Linked DNA regions of Homo sapiens: region 2 is linked to region 1. The links are chromatin loops, found by intact Hi-C in ENCODE. Cell type or tissue: A673. All regions are shown on one strand. Links, peaks and the distances in the headings refer to the core of each region. The heading gives the core; the rest is flanking DNA.

Region 1 (5,381 bases), core at 138-5,137:
ACTTGAGGCCAGGAGTTTGAGACCAGCCTGGCCAACATGGTGAAATCCCGTCTCTACTAAAAATACAAAACTTAGCTGGGCATGGTGGCGCATGCCTATAGTCCCAACTACTTAGGAGGCTGAGGCACTAAGAATTGCTTGAACCCAAGAAGCAGAGGTTGCAGTGAGCCAAGACTGTACTTCAGCAGGGACAACAGAGGGAGACCCTGTCTCAAAAAAAAAAAAAAGTCTAATCTATTTTTATTTATTCTTGCCAGTAGAAAAAAATAAAATTAACTTCTACTACATAGTGCTTCCTATTAAATTTTGGCACAAAAGCATTTTAAATGTTGGACTGAAATGCACTTTTGCTATTGCTAGGACTTGCTCCTTACCTAGTTTTAGATCCTCTCCACAGTTTGCTCTTGGGGCTCCTTTGCTGCCACTTTTAAGTTGTGTGATCCTCCCATGTATCTAGGTTGTCATGAAAGGGGAGGAGGTGCGGTCCAAGTTTTGGTTTGAGAGTTGAATCAAAATTTTCCAAACAGAGAAGAATACATGTATGTGAGGAGGTAAGAGAGGGACAGGATGACTGGTTAAGAGCATTCTAGGCTCAGGGATCAGCATTAGTAAGGTCAGGAAAGCGTGAAGCAATATGTTCAATAGCCGCCAGCAGTTTGGTGTTGTTGGGTTGGTTGGAGTAAGAGAACCTATCCTAGGTCTTCGACTACTGTTAGTACTAGTTCTACTACTACTATTGTTAGTACTGCTAGTACTAGTAGAACTAGCTAATAGAACTAGTACTAGTAGTAGTCGAAGAGCTAGGGTAGGTTCTTCTACTACTAGGCGAACTAGGGCAGCTGTTGGGTCCAGATCCTCCAGGGCCTAGCATGGCGACCAGGCTATCGGTCTTAGATTTTTCCCTGTAAGTTATGTGTTATGAAAGACATCACACAGGGACTTCTCCTGCCACTTAGAGCTGGAGTAGCCTCTGCCAACCCAGTCATAGTGGAATGGAACTATGAAACTAGCCAAAGGCACATAAAGCCTTTAGTCAAGACTCTTGGTTGCAAGTAACAGAAAGCCAACTAAAGACAGTGTAAGAAGAGAAAAAGGAGTTTATTAGTTCATGGCATTGAAAAAAGTCCAGGGGTTTCTAACTTTGAGGACAGCTGCAACAGGGAACTTAAATAATTTCATCAGGATTGTTTCTTTCTCCATCTGTAGACTCTGTTTTCTTCTGTGTTGACCTAATTCCTAGGCAGATTCTTATGTCATGGCCAAGATGTCTGCCAGAAGATCCAGATTTATATTCTAACCATATGAATAACCCCAGAGGAAGGAGAATTCTACTTTTCTAGGGATGACAGCCAGATGCCAGGATTGGCTCTTGTCAGCTCAGCTTGGAGTTTGTGCTTATTTTCTGTGGACATTCATCATGGTTTTGGGCAACTTAGTGTTCTCAAATACTCTTCCTATTTAGGGGGCAGTGGGATGCTTACCTATCCAAGGGAACAGCCAGACACTGTCTGTCCAGGCCTCCCTTGCAGCCAAGATACAGTCATGTGACATAGACTCTGCCAATAAGACCCACATGTGGCTTCAATTTGGAAAAGAGCCATGTGAGGAAGCAGGCAGCATGGAAGATCCATTTTTCAGTGACCAGTGATGGCATCTGACTTTAGGGAAAACAACTGCTGAGTCTCTGATGTTTGCTCCCCAACATCAACAGCTTTCACTCTGGGTTCTCATCCAGTGGAAGCAGCAGTTAGGCTTTGCTGGAACAATCTTGAGGTTGGAAATCTCACTCTGGTCCATCCGAGAGCTTTACTAAATCACTTTTTGCTCTCAACTTGCTAGAGTGACTAACTACGACTCTGGACAGATCTGCCATCCCTGAATTCGTCACCATGGCCGTGTCTTGCTCATTTTCCCAGCCCTGAAATTACTGCAGAGTCAGTCTTGCGAAACCATGCAGCTGAGAAGTAGGGGAAGGGTGATGCCCTGAAGGAAAATTGAGATGCTCAAGGGGCGATCAATGCTGAGCATGTAAAAGCAACAGATGTCCACCTCTCCCTTTCTTTTAAGGACTCTCATCAGCCTCCTGTGACCTTAATGGGCTGGCACACTCCTTAATCTACAGTGTGCTTCTAATAGATTTTCTTTCAAAACCTAAATTATCCCTCCTTACCATCTCCTCCAGGGACTTTGGGCTCCTTTAACTGGAGGTAGAAAGAAGTTTACTGCACAGCACAGTCTGGGGACAGAGGGTGTGCATGCCATTAAATTTCTTTGCTATCTCCCTCCAAGAGTTGGCTGCTGTTTGCACATAATAGTAAGACGGAAGGATTATTAGGGAAATTTGGTCACCCTAGCTGTGGCATAGTGCAAAGAAACATGGGAGAGAAGAAAGAAACTTGGGGTAAGCCATAGTTCTGCTGATCTCTAACTATTCAAGAAGGACGTTGCTCATTCTGGAACCTTCATATCCGACCTATGAATGTGCTAGACTGGGTGACTCCGTTCCAGGTTAGCTGTAATGGATCAAGGAATCCTAAAGGGGAATTAAAGGGCTCAGAAGCAAAACTATTGGTACTCTAGTGACATCTGGTGGTTATCCTGAATTTAAAACCTCTGACTATTTTTTTGATGTCTGATTTTGTTTCATTGCATTCTATCAAGAATATTGATTATGCTATAGAATGGCCAAGATTTGTTGGCTTCTTTTATTTGTGCTGTGTTTTTCTATCCACTAGACTCTGTCCCTGGGCAATAAGCTTTCAGTGGAAATTAATCGGTTTGACTTTTTTCTAGAATTTTATACCTTATGAGTTAGTGGTTTATCATAACCTAAGAGGTCATCTTTTTTTTTTTTTTTCTTGAGACATGGTGTCATTCTGTCACCCAGGCTGGAGTGCAGTGGTGCAATCATGGCTTGGCTCACTGCAGCCTTGACCTGCTAGGCTTGGATGATCCTCCTACCTCAGCCTCCAGAGTAGCTGGGACTACAGACATGCACCACCATACCTGGCTGATTTTTTTGCTTTTTTTTTTTTTTATATATAGAGATGGGGTTTCACCATATTTCCCAGGCTGGTCTTGAACTCCTGGACTTGAGCAATTGACTCACCTTGGCCTCAAAAAGTGCTGGGATTACAGGCATGAGCCACCATGCTTGGCCTAAGAGGTCATACCCTTATTAGTTGTAGCTAAAAAGGCTTCCAGATGCATTAACTTCTTTTGCTTTCCTTTAGAACTCTATGAACAAGAATGCAACGGAGAGACTGTGGTCTACTGGGAAGTGAAGTACCCTTTTCCCATGTCCAACAGAGACGTATCCTTTCCACAAGGTACTCATTCCCTGGCCCTCTAAGTGTTTCTGTGTTCCTCAGCTGCAGTCTATTGCAGAGAGGTAGAGCTGGTTTCTCAGCAGGCACAGATAACATTGTCTCTGATTCTTGCAGCAGCATTTGCTAAAGATATTGCTTCTTGTATGGTGTTTGGAGAGCTCAGAGTGTGATTTCTGGGCCCAACCACATGAAGTGTCTGTAATTTTGGTCACTGGAGAGCAGCTCTTACTTTCCTAAGAAGTTTCCTAGGCCTTGAAATTGTCAGGCCACAGAATTGGGGATCTGGAAGGAACTTCTTATAAAAAGTGCTTGTTACAGCTCCCTCAGTCTACAGAAGGAAAAAGGGCTCCCAAAGAGGTGATAGGACAGAGGCACATAGGTGGTTAGTGGCAGAGCAGGTGCTGGAACTCAGGCCTCTGCATTTCCAGCTCTCTCCGCCTCCCCCATCTCAGTAGACCCCACAGAAATCCCTCCTTGATTGTTGGCTCTGGACACTGACTGTAAGCTTCTTCCCCTCAATGTCCTTGTTTATGAAATGAAGCAGTTGAATGAAATGTAGGGAGGCTTGGCTGGCACTGTAAGGTCTTCAGAAGCCCCCTTAGGACTAAGCTGGGGGGCTAGGATGGAATTTTGGGGGTGGGTAGGATGGAAGTAGGATGACTCCTAGGTAAGATTTTGACTCCTTCACCATGCTCTTCAATCCCAGCAGCGGAGTGTTTTACAGGTTCAATTTCCATGTAAGATCCTTTTAGCAAAGGGTCTCTTGGAGTCAAAAAAAAGTTTGGAAGCCACTGAATTAGATGAACTGCCAACACTTCAAAGGTGTTCTGCCAAATTTTAATCACTATATCAAGATAATTCTTCCTCCGTGGAGTATCAGATGATATCTATCACATGAGCTGAGAAAGTTGGGGGAGAGAGTGGAACAATATTTGCTAAAAGGAAAAAGTAAAAGGTGTAGGAGAAAGGAACCCAGTGACAAATCAACATCTCTTTCCTGAAACATTTAAGAACTTTACTTATTAGTGTATAAGAGCATGGAGCAATAGACTGTCCAATGTGAGGGTGGGGCAACAGGGGGCGCTGTCAAGACACTGAGGTGGGACTGAACGCGGGTGGCTCACGCCTGTAATCCCAACACTTTGGGAGTCCAAAGTGGGCAGATCACTTGATGTCAGAGTTCGAGATCAGCCTGGCCAACATGGAGAAACCCTGTCTCTATTAAAAATACAAAAAAATTTAGCTGGGTGTGGTGGGCGCCTGCAATCCCAGCTACTCCGGAGGCTGAGGTGGGAGGATCACTTGAACCCAGGAGGTGGAGGTTGCAGTGAGCCGAGATCGTGACACTCTACTCCAGTCTGGGTGAGACTCTGTCTCAAAAAAAAAAAAAAAAAAGACACTGAGGTGGGTGGAGGCTGAGACGGCTGCCATGTTATAGTAAGTGTAATTGTGTTGTGCGTAGTGACTTTTTGATTATTTTAGGTTTTTGATTCCTTTGAGTGGGAAACCCAAAATTCTGTTTTATGAAAGTGTAACTAACAAACTAAATATCTGAGCTCCATCCAACTATGAAATTCTAAGTAGGTTTTGGAGCCAGATCTGGGATAAAAATTCATGTTTCATCACTTCAGCTGGGATGTGGGATTTTTGGCAAGGTTCTTTTCCTCTCTGAGCCTCACTTTTGTCATCTGTAGTATGGGGATACTCATACCAAACTCACAGGGTCTTTGTAAGGATCCAAATTTAAGCTGTATGTCAAGTGCATGATGTTACATGATAAAGGCTCGATAAGTAGTGATTCCTGTTGTTTCATAGACTTTCATTATCCTCCCTAGAATAGTGCCGTAAACTTAAGGGTTCTTCTGTCAAGGCTGATGGACATGAAATGGTTTTGTTATTCTTGGTAAACTAGTGTTAGCCCAGAGAGGACATCTGCCTACGAAATATTCATGTAGTCCCATGTCTTCCTATGGTCATCAGCTGTAACATTGCTTGACCATTTACTATGCATAAAGGTCAGTAATTAGAGCATTGGGTGAGGCCAGAACAAAG
Region 2 (5,381 bases), core at 179-5,178, 220 kb before region 1:
TCAAAGACCAGTACAGATCACTTTAGTTCCAGCAATGAAGTTTTCCAAGTATTTCATCAGATTTCCCTCTTCCCTGGTTATACATTGCTCTTGAATGAGAATAAAACCATTAAGAACATTCTGTGCTTTCTCTTCTCTTTTCTTCTTTTCCCATTCCTGTCCTTCCTTCTTTCTTTTTCTTCCTAACTTCTATCTTAAACAATTAGCCTCTAAGAGTTGGACCTGTTTTACATTTTCCTCTTACTGGAAGTGAATGATGATTTGAGCAGAGATCTATGTTACCAAGTCAGCATCATGTTCTTCCCTCCCACACAACCCACTGCTGTGTGTAATCATCTCTCATTAAGTTTCATGTCATCTGAGTGCAACTCCTTTCCCCTTTCAGGTTGCCCTTAATGTTCATTGTACCCTGCTTTCAACTGGATAGAATTTATGGGGTGAAATCCAGGGTAAACCATGCTTTGCTGAAACATTATTTCATTCAATAAATACAAATGAACAACTGACCACACACAGTCATACACACACAATCTTGAGTACCTACTGTGTGCCTGGCAATGTTAATACCAAATACATATTGGTGAATAAAACAACCAGAATCCATGTATTTGTGGGAGAGGCAGACAAAACACACACATACGTATATGTATATAATAAGAAATGGTGATAAGTTTCATAAAGGAAATAAACAGGGCACATTAACAGAGAATAACAAGGGGAGAGGGAAGAAGCTTATTTGGCTTGGCCCTGGAGGCATCTGTGAAGATAGGAAATTGCAGAAGGAGGTGGGTCAACCATGCAGAAAGGAGGGATCAATGCACTTAAGACAGAAGGAACAGTATGAGTGAAGGTCCTGAGGCAGGAAAGAGCTTTGTGTGATGAACTGAAAGGAGACCAGTGTGGCTTGGGCATCAGGTGTAAAAGGCAAGAGTGGCCCAAGATGAAGCTATACAAGGATTAGATTATGCTGATCTTTGTAGACTCTGGGTAAGAATTATGAGTTCTATTTTAAGCGCATTAGGTAGACTTTGAAAAGTCTTGTGAAAAGCATGTGATTATCTGATTGTTATTTTAGAAAGATTTCCTCCAGCTTCTCTGTGGAAAATGAATCGGAGGAGCAAAGCAAAATACAGGAAGCCCAGTGCAGAGGCTATCACAATGGTCCAGGAGAGAGATGGTAGTGGCGTGAACCAAGATGGTAGAAATAGCTATAAGAAAATGAGCATATATCATGCTTATTTCGGAAGCAAAAATGAAGGCATATATTTGGGGTTGAAAGACGGTGATGAAGGATGACTTACAATTTCTAGCCATTTATTGAGTGGAGGAAAGGCCAAAGAGGGGTGGTTTGGTGGTGAAATCAATAGCTTCATTTTGAAAACGTTAAGTTTGAGATTCTGGGAGATATGCAAGAATACATATCAAGTAGGTAGTTAATTTATAAATCTGAAGTTTAGAGAGGAACTCAAGGTAGTGATTACAAATTATAGCTCCATCAGGTATTATATAGATGGTATGTCAGTGGGAGATCAATTAAGATTTTTAAAATGAGGCACCCAAATATAGTGGATCAAACAAGGCACAAGTTTCTTTATCATTCATGTCATAGTTCAGAGATAGGTGGGTGATCTAGTTAGACAGCTCCACTCCACAAGGTCATTCAGGGATTCACGGCACTTTTATTTGTCATCCCTTGAATATTATTTTTCTCTGTATGGTGGAAATTGGTTCATTAGCACCAAGACCACATCCTATCATTCAGAAATAGGGAAAAAGGTGCACCTTCTTTTTAAGGAAACGACCCAGGGGTAACACATGTTATTTAGCTGCAAGAGAGGCTGTAACATAGAGTCTATAAACTGGATGGCCATATGCTACCTGATGAAATGTCAATTCCATTACTAAAAAGAAGGGGAGAATGGATACCAGAAGACAAGACATACTGTCTGCCACAGACAGTAAAAAGGCAAAGCCTGCATGGGCAGGGTTTCTCAATGTACCAGCAGCACTTTGGAACAGATAATTCTTAGTTGTGGGAGGCTGTGCTGTGCATTTTAGGATTGTATACTCACCATCAATGTTTAGTAGTATTTCCAGCCTCTGTCCTTTAGATGCCAGTGACATACTCCCAGTTGTCACAGTAAAACATGTCTCTAGTCATTGGCAAATGTCCTCTAGGGGGCAAAATCACACCCTGTTGAGAACGACTGGGTTATATCAGGAGAACGAGTATAGAAAAAGAAGGAGTGCTGCCACTGGGGTTTGAGAAGTGCCAACATTTAAAGATTGGGTAGAAGAGGAGTAAAGGAGACAGGCAAGGAGTAGGCAATGGTATATAATGAAAACCAAGACTGAAGAGTGTCACAAAAGCCAATATAGGAGGGAGTTCCAAAATGGTAGGAGTGATTGACTATGTGGAATGCTACTATGGAATCAACTGAAACGAGGGCAGAAATGTGCTCATAGGATTTGGTAACATGGAGATTACAGGTGACACAGACAAGAGTAATTGCTGTGTAGTAGTGGAGGTGAAACTCAGCTTGTAGTGAGTAAGAGTAAGTGGAAAATGAATAAGTGGACATAATGTTTGTAGACAACCCTAAACAATGAAAAAGTACAGAGAAATGGAGAAGCATCTGGAGGGTTATGAGAGTTCAAAAGGGGTGTGGTTTTGTTTTTAATGAGAGATACTAGGAGGTGTTTGTATGAGCCGAAGGAAATAATCCAGTACACAAGAGTGCCACCATCCAAACATGTAAAGTGCTTGGAACTGCATTTAACAAGTAAACTGTATATTAAATATTAATATTACTCTATGAATTAGAGATTAAGTGGGCAATTGTGCTTTTAGACCCTGCTACAGATAGAACATTTTTGTCCCCCTCCAAATTCCTATGTTGAAATCTTAACCCCCAAGGTTAAGATTTTTTTCTTTTCAGAATTCCTTCAATTTTGATTGTGGGGATAAAATCAGACAGCCACTGAAGATAGAATACAGTTACTGGGAGTAATCACAATGCTGTTCTCTTTTATAAAGTGGATATGATGTGTTATTTATTCAATTAATGCACGTCGCCAAAAATTGTCCTTATTCCTTGATTGTCTCTTTTTTTTACCAGTCTCTTGTTGAAGTGGCCTCATTGTCTGGGAAAATACTTGAGGTTTGTTGTCTCACAGCCATGGAGATCAAGGATGCGGACACACAATGAGTGAGGTTAAGAGCGGAAATTTAATTGGGAAAAGAAAAAGAATAGCTCTCTGCTACACAGAGTAGTCCTGAAAAAATAGGTTGCTGGTCCACAGCAAAATGCAGGGGTTTTTATAGATGAGCTAGTGGGGAGGTGGTGTCTGATTTACATAGGGTGCAAAAATCTGGTTAGGACCAGGTGTGCCATTTGCCTATGGCACAAATCTCTGGCCGCCCCCATGCCAATCTTCTATTATGCAAGTGGGTTCCCTGCCTGAGCTGTGCCATGTTGCCCATTTTTTTCTTACTGTACATGTGCTAACAAAAAAGGGAAGATGGAGCTTCCATGGTGCACACGCCTAGCCCCCAGGTAGCCCTTTCTTATTGGTACAGCTGCTGGCATTCCCCTGTGCAAGCTTCCAGCTTGCTTATCTATATTTGCAGCTTGATTTTTCAGGCTGCTCTTTGTTGGGAAAGAAATGATTTTTTGGGCTGCTTTTTGTTTGAAGGGAAGCTCTGCTAAGGACTCGTTTGCCCTCACTATCTGCCTAAATAATTTCTTTCTAACTAAATCTGCCTAAATAATTTCTTTCTACCTCCTGTATCATTGCTCTGCAAAGAGAGGATACCTGGCCACCACATTGGCCCATATGATGCTGCCACTGGTCAGATCTCGGACTATGCTAGGCAGCTCAGAGACCTCTGCTGTTATCTGTCACATTGCATCTCAGTCTCTCAGAGTTGCATTGTGGGGGGTCTTGTTCATTGTGTTAAAGTCAATGGTGACACTGAAAGACACACCAATCTCATCAGTCCTGGCATAGTGTCTCCCAATTGACCCAGAGGAATCATCTACTTTGTGAGACAACCTGTGCCTGGTCAGGGCTTCCGATAATTCCTTGATAAATGGCATGAATGGTTTTGGCTCAGTGAGAGGGCGTAACATTTGAATAGAGTGACTATAGCAGGGAAACTGAGGAATGTTCTCTGTTCATCTCCTTCTCTTACATGGAATATATGTTCAAATACCATATACATAATCCTGCACAGGCTGAAGGAGGGTTCAGTTACATTCAGAACAACTTCTTCCACACAGAGTGTTCTCTGGAATCTCATCACGTTTGGCCACATCTTTTGTTAGCCGAAATGTTTTCCCTTCGGGTTCAATTGTAAATTCCCCTTTCTCATTCAATTGCATCTCAATTTCTGTAATGTAACATTCATCACAATTGGCGAGATACTCCATCATCAGTTTTGCATGCTTCTTATACGCCTTACCAACTGCTCCCTTATTGGGTATTAGGTAGACAGCTTCATATTCCTTCCCTGTGAATTGAGACTCTGCACTCAAACAAACGTCATGGTTATTTACATATTTTGGATACTAACCTATTATTTGTCATACACATTGCAAACATCTTTTCTGGTCTCTCACTCATGTGTTAACTTTATGTTTTGTGCTCACTTTTGCAGCACATACACTAAAATTGGAACGATACAGAGAAGATTAGCATGGCCCCTGTCTGTGCAAGGATGATATGCAAATTTGTGAAGTGTTAACTTTATGTTTTATTTTGTCATTCTAACATTTTCTTTTTGTCATGTAGTCAAATATATCAAACCTTTTGTTTAATATTTTTAGGCATATTCTATTCAAAAAGTTTTTCTTTATGGGTTTTGGTTTTTTATGTCTTCCTCTCCCAATGTCACAAAGATATTTCCCCTAATTTAGAATCTTTTCTAAATGTTTAAAAAGTTTGCTTTTCAGATTAATGTTTTAAATTCATATGGAATTCACTTTTTTTTGTATATGGCTTGACACAAGGATGTATCCACTTTTATTAACTTCCAAATGGATAGCCAAGTGTCCCACACCATTGACTGACTAGTCTTTCCTTTTCCCACTGATTTGTAACACTGCTAAATCTCCATATGTGTGTAGTTTGGATATTGGTTCATTTGTCTATTGCCATGCCAATATGACAGTGTTCTAGTTATTGTGATTTAAAAGAAGTCTTGATGCTTAGTCAGGCAAATCCTACTCCTTGTTTATCTTCTTCCCAATATTCATGTTTCTTCTTGTTCCCTTATTCTTCTATGTGAATTTTAGAACTAGCCTGTTAATGCCGTGAAGAAAACCTTTGGACTAACATTTATGTGATATAAAATGTTTTAATCCGTTCATTTTAAATCT

What was found. Peaks named below come from ENCODE experiments on the same cell type or tissue, not always from the same donor. Only the 100,000 strongest peaks of a DNase experiment are listed, where the experiment ranks them.
Region 2: it touches region 1 in a loop (10-fold over the local background); 5 of 110 quality-filtered maps call a loop at or near these places.

The regions. Positions count from the first base shown.
Region 1 is chr17:55,767,873-55,773,253 of GRCh38, forward strand. It overlaps PCTP (phosphatidylcholine transfer protein), which reads left to right. Exons shown (of 6, transcript NM_021213.4): 3 at 3,234-3,313. Among named protein-coding and RNA genes, the nearest start is that of PCTP, 20 kb to the left of the region's middle. In A673, for the core only: CTCF peaks have their summits at 2,613 (motif pointing left), 4,393 (motif pointing right) and 4,598; a DNase peak (open chromatin) is centred at 2,549.
Region 2 is chr17:55,547,166-55,552,546 of GRCh38, forward strand. It overlaps the pseudogene GARS1P1 and the pseudogene RNU6-1249P. Among named protein-coding and RNA genes, the nearest start is that of SMIM36, 38 kb to the left of the region's middle. In A673, for the core only: a CTCF peak has its summit at 2,162 (motif pointing right); a DNase peak (open chromatin) is centred at 2,186.